Linked DNA regions of Mus musculus: region 2 is linked to region 1. The links are chromatin contacts, found by Hi-C in ENCODE. All regions are on one chromosome and are shown on one strand. Each heading gives the region's core, a stretch centred on a gene start or an enhancer-like site at or near the end of the contact. The rest is flanking DNA. Distances are from core to core; before and after follow the strand shown.

Region 1 (5,549 bases), core at 1,719-4,218:
ATGAGCCGTAGTATCCATCCACATTGACAGGTAAGTCAGGACTCTAAGATCTGTGGGGACAGTTTGAAGAATCAGTTTGGTGAATGAAAACAGACTGTGGGTAAGTGTCTGAGACAAGATTTCAGGTGGCCTGGATTGGCCTCAAACTTGCTCCGTAGCTAAGGAGGACCTTTGACCTTCCATCTTCCTGCTTTCACCTCATGAGTTCTGAGATACAGGTGTGAAGCACCACACCTGGCTTACCCCCCCCCCCCAACCCCCCCAGTGTGGTGGCTGATCTTGGCTGTCAACTTGACATGCCTGGGAAGAGGAAATCTCTGTTGGCCTGTGGGCATGTCTCTGGGGGCATTTTTGTTTTAATTGCTATTTGACTGGTGTGTGTGTGTGTGTGTGTGTGTGTGTGTGTGTGTGTGTGTGCAGACCACCTCTGGGCAGGATGCATAAGGAAAGTAGCAGATCAAGCAACCAGAGGCAGGAAGCCAGTCTTGCTCCATGGTCTCTGTTTCAGTTCCTGCCCCCATGTTCTTGCTGTGGCTCCCCTCAGTGAAGGACTGTGACCTGTAAGCCATACAAACCATTTCCTTCTCTGGGTCACTTTTGGTCCGTGTTTATCACTTCATCAGAAAGAAAACTAGGACACTATGGAATTTTATAAAATATTTAGAACTCCCTTGTCTGGCTTCCTAAGAAAACAGCACAGATTTTCCCCAGAGAGTGTGGCTTAATCTTATGAGTATTGCAGTGCCCCATCCTGCTGTGTCTCCCTCGTTTGTCCTACACTGTGCTTATAAAGATCAACTGTTTCATTACAAATCACAAGTGGTAATGTGACCCACCTGGGTGTGACTGCAGGAGCACCTACTTTGGTCGAAAGTTCCACAGATTTGGAAAGAAATCCAAATCCAGCTTAATGAGTGGTTTTTATTAAATTTTTACTAGGTGTGTGTGTGTGTATGTGTGTGAGTGTGTGTGTGTGTGTATGTGTGTGAGTGTGTGTGAGTGTGTGTGTATATGTGTGTGAATGTGTGTGTGTGAGTGTGTGTGTGTGTGAGTGTGTGTGTGTATGTGTGTGAGTGTGTGTGTGTGAGTGTGTGTATGTGAGTGTGTATGTGTGTGTGTATGTGAGTGTGTGTGTGAGTGTGTGTGAGAGTGTGTGTGTGTGAGTGTGTGTGTGAGTGTGTGTATGTGAGTGTGTGTGTGAGTGTGTGTGTGTGTGTGTGTATGTGTGTGAGTGTGTGTGCATGCTCACACACTCATGTATGTGGAGTTCAGATGTATATAGAGGTCAGAGGACAACTTGTGGGATTTAGTATTTCCTTCCATTATGTTGGTCCTGGGGATGGGACAGAGGCATCTTTGCATGCTTTAGAATTTTTGTATGTTTGCTTAGTTGTTAGAGATTTTTTCTCTTTTACTTAAGCAGTCTTTAATGAAAGCCGTGCATGGGATGTCTCTACTCCTGCATCTTCTCGATCGATCGTTTCTTCCTTGTATTTGCCCTTCTCCTTTCCTACTTGTCGGGACTCGGCTTTCCTCTCCAGGATCTTCTTGCAGTCCTTGTCCAGCTTTAGCCTGGTGATAACGACCTTGCTGGGGTGGATGCCCACGTGGACGGTTGTGCTATTAGCCTTCTCTCGCTGGACGCGTTCGATGTAGATGACATATTTCTTCCTGTACACCTGGACCACCTTGCCAATCTGCTGGCCTTTGTAGTGTCCTTGAACAAACTGAACTTCATCATCCTTCCGAATGGGCATAGACCGAAAGTTATACTTCTGTCTCAGCTCTGGAAAGAGGGGAAGACGTGATCTTCCTCCGAATGTGAGAGGGCGCATTGACATGCCGCTTGCAGTTCTTTGCTTCGGTCAGAAGTCACGAAGGGATTGAACTTCATTTTGGCGGCTGTGATCCACCGATGGCCACAAAAGGAAAGAGCGAGATTTTTTAAAAAAAGATTTATTCACTATTATATGTAAGCACACTGTAGCTGTCTTCAGACACACGAGAAGAGGGCGGCATCAGATGGTTGTGAGCCACCATGTAGTTGCTGGGAATCGAACTCAGGACCCCTGGAAGAGCAATCAGTGTTCTTAACCACTGAGCCATCTCTGTAGCTCTTAGAGATTTATTTTTATTTATGTATATGTGGCAGGGGGTGGTGTCTGTGGAGCACAGAAAAGGGTTTTGGATCCCCTGGAACTGGTGTTACAGATTGTTGTAAGCTCTCCATCTTGGATGCTGAGAGTCAAAGTTGGGTCCTTTGCAAGAGCAGCGCTACTGAGCCATCTCTCCAGACCCCTGTTTGAAGGGCTTTTTGTTTCTGTTTTTTCAAGTGTATTTATTTTAGATATATCAGCTCCCATTTTATGTAGTAGATGTCTGTGGAAATCTTTGCAGGGTCTATAGTCAGCACATTAGGGAACCGTCTTTAGTTGGGACAGAGCTCGCTCCAGCTCCTCCCAGTGAGACCTCAGAGAGGTAAGAGAGACCCAGCCAGGCTCCAGAAGCTCAGGGTAGATAAATAGAGCCCTCCCCTGCCCCTTGTGGTGTCTGTCCTGTGCCTGACTTTGGTTCTCCTCAGGCCTCTCTCTATTGTCTCGACAGCCAAGGAGGTGAACACTTGATCAAGGGTTATGTTTATCAGCAAGAACTACTCTAAGAAATCATACATGTTTTATGAAGAAGTTAAATGTTCTCAACATAGTTTTATACATAGATATTAGAGGGCTTTTTTATGTAACTAAAACTCTCCAGAGTTACCCAGTGTTTGCTGATCTTTGAGGAGCAAAGTTGACTTGCTTCGTATCTGAGGATGAGTTCAACTTCGGATCCTTCTGTCTGTACCTCTTGAGTGCTGGGATTACTGGCATGTGCCACCATGTGTGGTCTACACAGTGACAGAGATGGGACCAAGGGCTTTGTGGATGCTAGGCAGTCAGTCTGCCATCTGTTCTAAAATTAAGCATCGACTTTGCCTCGGTCTGTTTGTGTCACTATGACAAAATAGAACAGATGGGTAATCAATAAAGAACAGACAGTGATTACCCATCATGCTGTGCTGGAGGCTGGGAAGCTGAGGTCACAGCTTCAGCAAGGCCATTTGTCCAGAGAGGACCAAGTCTTGCTCAAGATGGTCTTGGAGTAATATGTCCTCACAGGGTAGAGCACCCTGTCCCAGCAGGAAGAGTAGGCACACTGGCACAAAACCTCTTTTTGAAGAGTCTCAATCCATCCACAAGGGGAACACTCATGACCTGCCCACTCTGAGGTCTGCACCTCACCTCCCTCATTGTCTGTGGAAGCTCAGTTTGTGGAGTTTGGAGGAGATCAAGCCATGACTAAACCGCCTGAAGTTCAGACTGTGTGAGTTCCTGCTTCTAGGTGGATACTGGCGTGAATGATCGTTGTCTTCTTGCTGTGCGCCTGAACCAAAATGGACTCTGGTATGTGTGTGTTGGGGAGGGGGGTGTATGTGTCTGTCTCTGTGTGAGTATGTGAGGGTGTGTATGTGTGTCTTTTTGTGTGTGTGTATGTGTGTTTGAGCACGTGTGTACACACGAGTGAGCCATCAAGCAAGCAAGCAAGCAAGCCAGCGAGAGAGAGGGAGAGAGAGAGAGAGAGAGAGAGAGAGCATCCACATGCATGTCTATGGATGCACATATGAAAGTCAGAAGTCAACCTTGGATGTTATTCCTCAGTTCACCATCCATCTTGGTTTTTAGGCAAGGTCTCTCATGGTTTAGGCCAGGCTGATAGGCCAGTGAGCCCCAGGGACCTGCCTGCCTCTGCCTTCCTAGTGCTGGGATTACTTGTGTGTGCCACCATGCTTAGCCTTTTCTGCCTGGTTGAACTCTGGTCCTTAAGCTTGCCGGGCAAGTACTTTTCAGACTAAACCATTTTCCCAGCCCCAAGGAAGTTAGATTTTTTTTTTAATATAGATGTTGTGCTCTACCCAGAAATCACTGTGTCTTCTCAAGTAAGGCTTTATCTAGCAGTTCAGGTAAGCATTGGAGCTACTAGACTTCTGCTTTCTTGTTGAAACCCTGCCAGAGTCACTTTCCTCCGGCACCAAACTCTAGGAGCAGGAAGGAGAGCCCCAGCATAGATAGGGAGTCACTTCCTATCTGGAAGGTGTGACCTGCCTGTCTGGGGCCTGGGGCTTTTAGAGCTGGCACTAAGATAGAATTCCAGGAAGCGAGATGCTCCCTAGTTCCTCTCCAGGCTCTGTCACGTCCCTTCTCTCCAAACCATCCTTGTCACGTGCCTCTAAATTCTCCCCCATTCCCTAGCGTAGTCTTTCTGCTGTGTCTGGTCCAGCAGCCTTAAACATGCTTAAGGCAAGGATCTGCCCCTTTGCTGAGGTCTCTGAGTCACCCGGACGTAGTTCCCAATCAGCCCCATCACCAGCCTTCTGCCTCAAAGCTGTTTTCCCAGGATTTCACTCTGGGGTCCAAGTGTTAGTTTTTAAAAGTTAGGATTCTCTCAAAAGCCACTAAACAATCCATAGGGTCTTTCAAACTGAGGATTCAAAGACTGTTATCAGGCTTGGCCACTTAGAGGTCACAATTTCCCTTGCTTTCCCATGATATAACCTAGGTCAGGGTGGCAGAGGTGGCTGACACTGCCCCAGTAACCAGAACATCTATCTGGGAGGGAGCAGGTTGTCACTCACAATGCCAGTCAAGGTAACAGGCCCATTCTCTGGGGCAAGGCCCATCTTAGGGGAAGTACCTCCTCTCTGTGTGTGTGTGTGTTTGTATATGTGTGTGTGTGCATGCACACTCTGCATGGAGGCTGATCAGAATGCTAGGAAGGATGGAGAGGAGACAATATAGAAGCCTCTCCCTGTGCCTCTGCTGATCTCACAGGAGACCCCAAACCCAGAGGGTTTCTGAAGTCTGAAGTCAGGCACTACCTCCTGGCAAAAAACTTTTAAAGGCAGAGAAAAGTTAAAAGAACTGTATCAATGAACAGCTCCAAGGACCACAGTAGGCTTGGACTCTGGAGCATAAGGTCTCCGAATGTTCTTCTGATGGGCAAACAAAGCAGGCCCTTTGTAGCCTCCAAGCCTGTATGGTCATGACTAAACAGTCCAGGTAAGCATGAGCACTGTTGGGATCACCCCTAAGGGACAGGAAAGCACAGTCATCGCAGCTGGGCTGGGAGCAGCCTGGGGTCAGGAACGTCTGCAAAGAGAGTTGCAGCCTTGATAGGTTTTGGCGTGGCAGATCTGATAGTGAGCCGTGTCCTCTGCTCCGTAGTGAGCAACTTGCCCAGAGTCACACCCAGCTGTCTGGCCCATCCTTTCCCTTTCTCTTCCTCCTCCCTCCCTTCCTTCCTCTCTCCTTCCCTCCCTCCCTTGTTTCTTTTGTGTGTGTGTGTGTGTGTGTGTGTGTGTGTGTGTGTGTGAGAGAGAGAGAGAGAGAGAGAGAGAGAGAGAGAGAGAGAGAGAGAGAGAGAATGAATCTCTGGTAGCCCTGGCTGTCCTGGAACTTGCTCTGTAGATCAGGCTAGCCTCGAATTCATAGAGATCCACCTATCTGGGTTCT
Region 2 (5,549 bases), core at 986-3,485, about 56 Mb after region 1:
CCATTCCCCCTAGGAATTCCATACATTTAGTTTAGGTAGGTCAAATATCTGGGTGGGGGTGGGGGTCCATTCACTAAGGAATCGAAAATAAGACTTCTACTGCTGGCCCACATTTTTGGGCCAACTTCCAAAGCACTTTTCCCCAGAGAACTGGCCACAGATCCTAAGCTTGGGCCTATGTTCCAAAGACCAGAGGGAAGAAAATCAGCGGTGAACAGAATCAAAGTCCATAGATAACTGCTGTGTGACCCTATATCCAGAGATTGGGCTCGGATGCACAAATGTCCTGTCTGCTAAATCCCTGCAGGAAGAGAGATATAAAAACTTAAATGGAATGTGAGCTATTTCTTAAGGAAGTATGCTCCAGTTGCTTCTGCCCACAGAGAACTTGGACTCATCCTTAATTGTGACTTTGTAGGCTCTCTGACTGAAAGAGCAACGATAAGGCAGGTCGTGTGCAAAAGCAGTCAGGAGACAGGCACAGGATCCAGATGGAGCTGGCCACCTCCCAGCTCTCAGAAGGCTACTGTGAATTTCATGGAACTCTCCTATGGCTTCCCTGACAGTTCCTTTCATGTCCGCCCTCTACAGACAGCACACCTTTCTTCTAGCTCATGCCACTAATCCTCACATAGAGACTCAGTTTTACCCAATCCACACTTTCCAAATGTACAGTATAACAAGACAACCACACCACTGGGAAACGGAAAAAAAACAAAACAAAAACCTTTTAAATTCTGTTCACCCATCTTTCAAGTGATGCACTTGAACTCACTGAAGAGGATGGACATCATGAGATAGCATAATGGGAAGGGTGGTCCAGAGATGCAGGAACTTATACATCACAGCATGGGTATGATCAAGAGGAGAGCCTACAAGGGCCCAAAGGTACCCTGGATACCGCATGGGGCCACCTCTCACTTCCTGATGGAGACACAGACTCGTGTCCAGGACTGATCATCCACCTGGTGCCAGGGACCGAAGGCAGGTGAATGTGGGCTCTAAACGTCATATGTTTAAGGGGATCAGTGTTCCAAGGCTGTGCTTCAGTTCTGAAAAACACCACTCCCCACGGAAGCCCCCTCCCCATTTTCCTCAGCAAGACCTTAAAAACAGGGGTTGCTTTTAGTCTTTTTTTTTTTTGAAAGGAGGGAGAGGATTTCAGCTTAGCCACACCTTAATTCTCATATCTGAAACTAGAAATTCCAACCCCAATTTCTGAGAATGGCTATGAGAATTAGCAGACGTGAGAAAACAGCTAGTATAATGGCTGGCTCCTCTCCCCACCACCATCCCCTGTCTGTGAACCTCCTTGTAGTTCCTTCTGCTCCTGTCTTATAAAGTATGCCCTCCCTTACTCAACCTTCCTAGGCAAAAATCTTGAGAAACTGATATCCATTGTCTGCTTTAGCACAGGATGCTATCAATGGCTGGGAAGAGCCAAAAGAGTACTGTAGCGGATAGGCACCTCCGTTCCTGAGGTACAGGTGACCTACAAGAGTGGCACAGAGTCAGAATTTCCATTCTGTGCCCTGTCTCCAAAATCTAGAGAATCCCAGGTTCTTACCTTGAGAGGCACAGCAGCAGGTGGGGCCAGGCAACTCTGGCTGATCTGAATGGTGGGGCAATATCTGAAGAGCTGTGCCCTTGTTGCCAGCACTGTGGTACCTATGTCTTCTTCACAGTTCTTTGGGAGTACCTCTTGGTTTACAGTCCCTCTCCTCTGGAGTGCCCTTTTGCCCCTGTCAGCTGCATAGGACAGGGTGCTTTGTGGAACTGAGAATTCGATGGCATTCCTGGCTTCTGGGTCCATATCCCACAGGTCCCCGTGGGCAGAAATGACTGGCCGGTGCTTCCAGCCTATGGAAGGACTGCTGTTTCTATCATTCAGTGTAGGAGCTGGGCTAGCAAGCCTACATGGCAGTTGTTGTGGTAGGCCAAGTTTCCTAGAAGCAGGGACCAGGCAACGCCTACTATGTGGGGATCCACAAACCCCACTCCTCTTTACATGCAGATTCTGAGATTTCTCTGTTTCTTCCTTCTTTTCCTTCAGTGAGTAGCAATCGAAAGCAGCTGGTCTCAGTGTTCCAGGGCCTTCCCCGGGCAGGAGACTCGAAGGCGATGGAGCTAAGCCCTGCGTACATCTGAAGTTCCAGGGAGCAGAGAAGAAGCTTGCTCTGGGACTTGGGAAAATGTGTCCCTCCTCCAGGCCCCCTGGGGCTGCTGTTGCGACTGCGGTTGCTGGAGAAGGGGCGGGGAGAGTTTGGGTAGCTTGGGTTGGTGGGGGCTGCAGCTGGATGAAAAGGAAGGAAGTTTTCATCTGCTGTGGCTGAGGCTGCTCGGCCATTTCCTCCAAGGGAGCAGAGCCAGTCCTCGCCAGGGTTTCAGACCTCAGTGTCTCAGCAGCTGCAGGCAGACATGACTCAGCCCCATGGCTTTACCATCAGTCTGTGGAAGGAAACAACACACCTTTAGCACCCAGGGGGACTCTTCAATGGGCTGAGGGCCAGAGAATTGTGTTTGCTGGAGAACTGGACTCTGCTCAGAGTCACAAAAGCAAACATTGGTGGAGAACAGCATACAAGTGACAGATGTGTGTGTGTGTGTGTGTGTGTGTGTGTGTGTGTGTGTGTGAGTGAATCAAGACAGACTTCCACACCTATGTCCAAATGGAATCACTTATTTACCTTTAACTGTTCCTTCTATTGATTAATCCTAAGTTATTTTGACTATTCCTGTGATTTGGAGTATGATCTGAAAGACGGTATGTGGTTTATAAATGAAACTTTCAGCAAACATTGAGATGGACTTTCAGTCTCCTTTGCCTGTATAAGTGAGACAGTTTTGAACAATTGGGACTCTTCATGAAGCTTTGCTTTAAGGGCTACAGTAGCTTCAGGGGACCCATGCTGGTAGGTCTCGTGGCCCAGGCCAAAGTATTAAATATTATAGTTTGATGTATTGCCCCCCCAAATTCAAACGTTGCTGAAATGACTGAGAGGAGGGACTTCTGAGAGGCCATTAGAGTCTGTGTATTCCCCACCCCCAGCCCTGTGCATTTGGATCCTAAAGAGGCTTTTGGGGGAACCCAGATAGCGCTATCAGTGGCCCTTTTAATTTGTGAACTTATTGTAGCAGTGACAAATATGTCTATTCTAAGTTGTATGAGCTGGAATATGGGAAATGCAGAGAAAGAGATGATGGTCAGGAGCTGAAGGGAGGGCTGGCTTGGAAAGCCTATGTAGGAAACCTTCACAAGAATTCATTAAATATCGGAGTGGGGGGCGTCTACTAAAGGAGTGTTGGTCCTGGGTAAGAAGTAGGGGGTAAGAAACAGAGAAATCATGGTTATTATTGTATATAAATAGCATTTTGATTGAAAAGATAAAACTTTGGTGGCAAACGTTTCTCCAACTCTTCCTTCCACTTAAAGAAAACTTTTAATTGTCTCTAAGACTAGCTAATCATTCCTAGTTTACAAGTTTGCTATTGATGTAGGGATTAAATAAATAGTACGAGGTGCACAACCAATTCTCAGTAACTATTAGCTGCTCCTCTTGGAATGTACCTATACATTTGAAGCTTTGAAGAAATTTGTTCATGTAGCAAAATAATTAAAATATAATATATGTCGATATATACATCCTAATACACAAATGAGCACATGTGTATTGTTTTTGCCTATATTAGGTAGCCATTTACATATTTTTATGCTTTCTGTCTGAAAAGACAGGAAAGACTCTAAAACTAGAGGAATTACTGGTGAGAGTCAGCAGTGAATTTGGGGTTAGGAGACATAAGTTTGAGTTTCAGAGTAAACATCTATTAAGTGTGATTCACTTTGAACCTCATTGAACTTATTTATAAAACAGCAAAATAAATGTCTATCCTTCCCACTTGACAGAACTCTTTTACAGATCAGATATGGTAATCTATATAAGAATAATTTGTAAGTACAAAAATAATACATGTATGATGCATATATATATGACTATACATATATATGTATACAGTATATATATTATATATTATATAAAAACTATATATAATATATATATTATATATATAGTCTTTGTGTTGTGATGTGTTGTAATACATAGACACAGACACAGGTGCATACACACACACACACACACACACACACACACACACACACCCCTCTATGTATACACTAGGGTTATTTTTTTAAGACAAGATCTCAAATGGTCTAAGCTTGTACTAGGATGACCTTAGACTCTCAATATTCCTGCTTCCACCTCTCATCTATAATAAATAATATTATTTATACTTGTAAACTAAATAACTCTTTGTGGTTTCTATGAAGTGCTGTGGTTTCATTGCTTTGAAAGGTTTCTAAGCCAGCTTCCTATTTTCCTGCCACCATTTCAGGATTTACACAATGTAGATAGAAGTGCCATAGAACTTAAATGGCACTATGTCTCTTCTAATGGTGATGGTTTCTTTTCTACAATTCTAGAAAATTAATAAGGTTCTAGAATCTTAACTATGATGGAGAGGGAGGATGTGAGTATCGAAGTACACTGTTCCCTCATTTCAACTCATGGTAACTTTCTGAAGTGGGCAGAATGGCCACTGGTGATACAGAGAATGTATGGGAATATGGAGTGATTTGCTTCAAGCCATGTAGTTAGTGAAGACATAAACTGATCCCTCCATCCAGGCCCAGATCGTTGCATCCCTTTCTAACTGGAAGACCTCACGTAGACTGTGTTCAGCCTGTGCTTTCTGTGTCTGATCCCCCAGGTCCTGCTTCTGCTGGCCTGGAAGCCTCATACTCTCTAGGTTTGTTTCCCAAGTGTCTTAGTCAGGGTTTCTATTCCTGCACAAACATCATGACCAAGAAACAAGTTGGGGAGGAAAGGGTTTATTCGGCTTACACTTCCATGCTGCTGTTCATCACCAAAGGAAGTCAGGACTGGAACTCAAACAGGTCAGGGAGCAGGAGCTGATGCAGAGGCCATGGAGGGATGTTCTTTACTGGCTTGCCTCCCCTGGCTTGCTCAGCCTGCTCTCTTATAGAATCCAAGACTACCAGCCCAGAGATGGCACCACCCACAAGGGGCCTTTCCCCCTTGATCACTAATTGAGAAAATGCCTTACAGTTGGATCTCATGGAGGCATTTCCTCAACTGAAGCTCCTTTCTCTGTGATATCTCCAGCTGTGTCAAGTTGACACAAAACTAGCCAGTACACCAAGCATTCCTAGAAACATTGCATTCCATTTCAACTCAAAGGAGTGATATTGTGCCACCCAGTTCATATCAATTTTCTCAGAGGGTAGTGTCCCCTGTTGGTGTTCTTACCTCTATTGGAACCCCCTGGAGTTCCTCAGCTCAATTTGAGTCTGCTTTGCTGAGCTTTTATAACTTGGCAGGATCCAAAAGTGGTAGTATCTGGGAAGCTAGTATCTTGAAAACTCCCCATCATTAAGGATAAAAGAATTATATTTGGAAAGTGATTAGAGAGACAATGCAGAGCTGGTGCTGGGTAAAGGACTGTGAAAAGGTAAAGGAACAGGCAGCAAGAGC

The links. A loop is a pair of places that touch in the nucleus more often than their neighbours do.
Region 2: a map of T-helper 2 cell shows a loop between it and region 1 (149-fold over the local background). The contact joins the enhancer-like site here to the promoter of 1700128E19Rik in region 1. A Hi-C loop is called at or near these places in 5 of 37 maps with a recorded cell type or tissue (T-helper 1 cell, T-helper 17 cell, T-helper 2 cell and 1 more).

Annotation. Positions count from the first base shown.
Region 1 is chr8:11,713,346-11,718,894 of GRCm38, forward strand. 1700128E19Rik (a long non-coding RNA gene) reads left to right here and starts at 2,969. Exons shown (of 2, transcript XR_003947511.1): 1 at 2,969-3,443. It also overlaps the pseudogene Gm45420.
Region 2 is chr8:68,119,181-68,124,729 of GRCm38, forward strand. It overlaps a transcript of Psd3 not described here. Among named protein-coding and RNA genes, the nearest start is that of Psd3, 150 kb to the left of the region's middle. Within about 2 kb of position 2,236, at least 1 of the 3 ENCODE cell types and tissues checked has a DNase peak (open chromatin) inside an H3K27ac peak, as active enhancers do.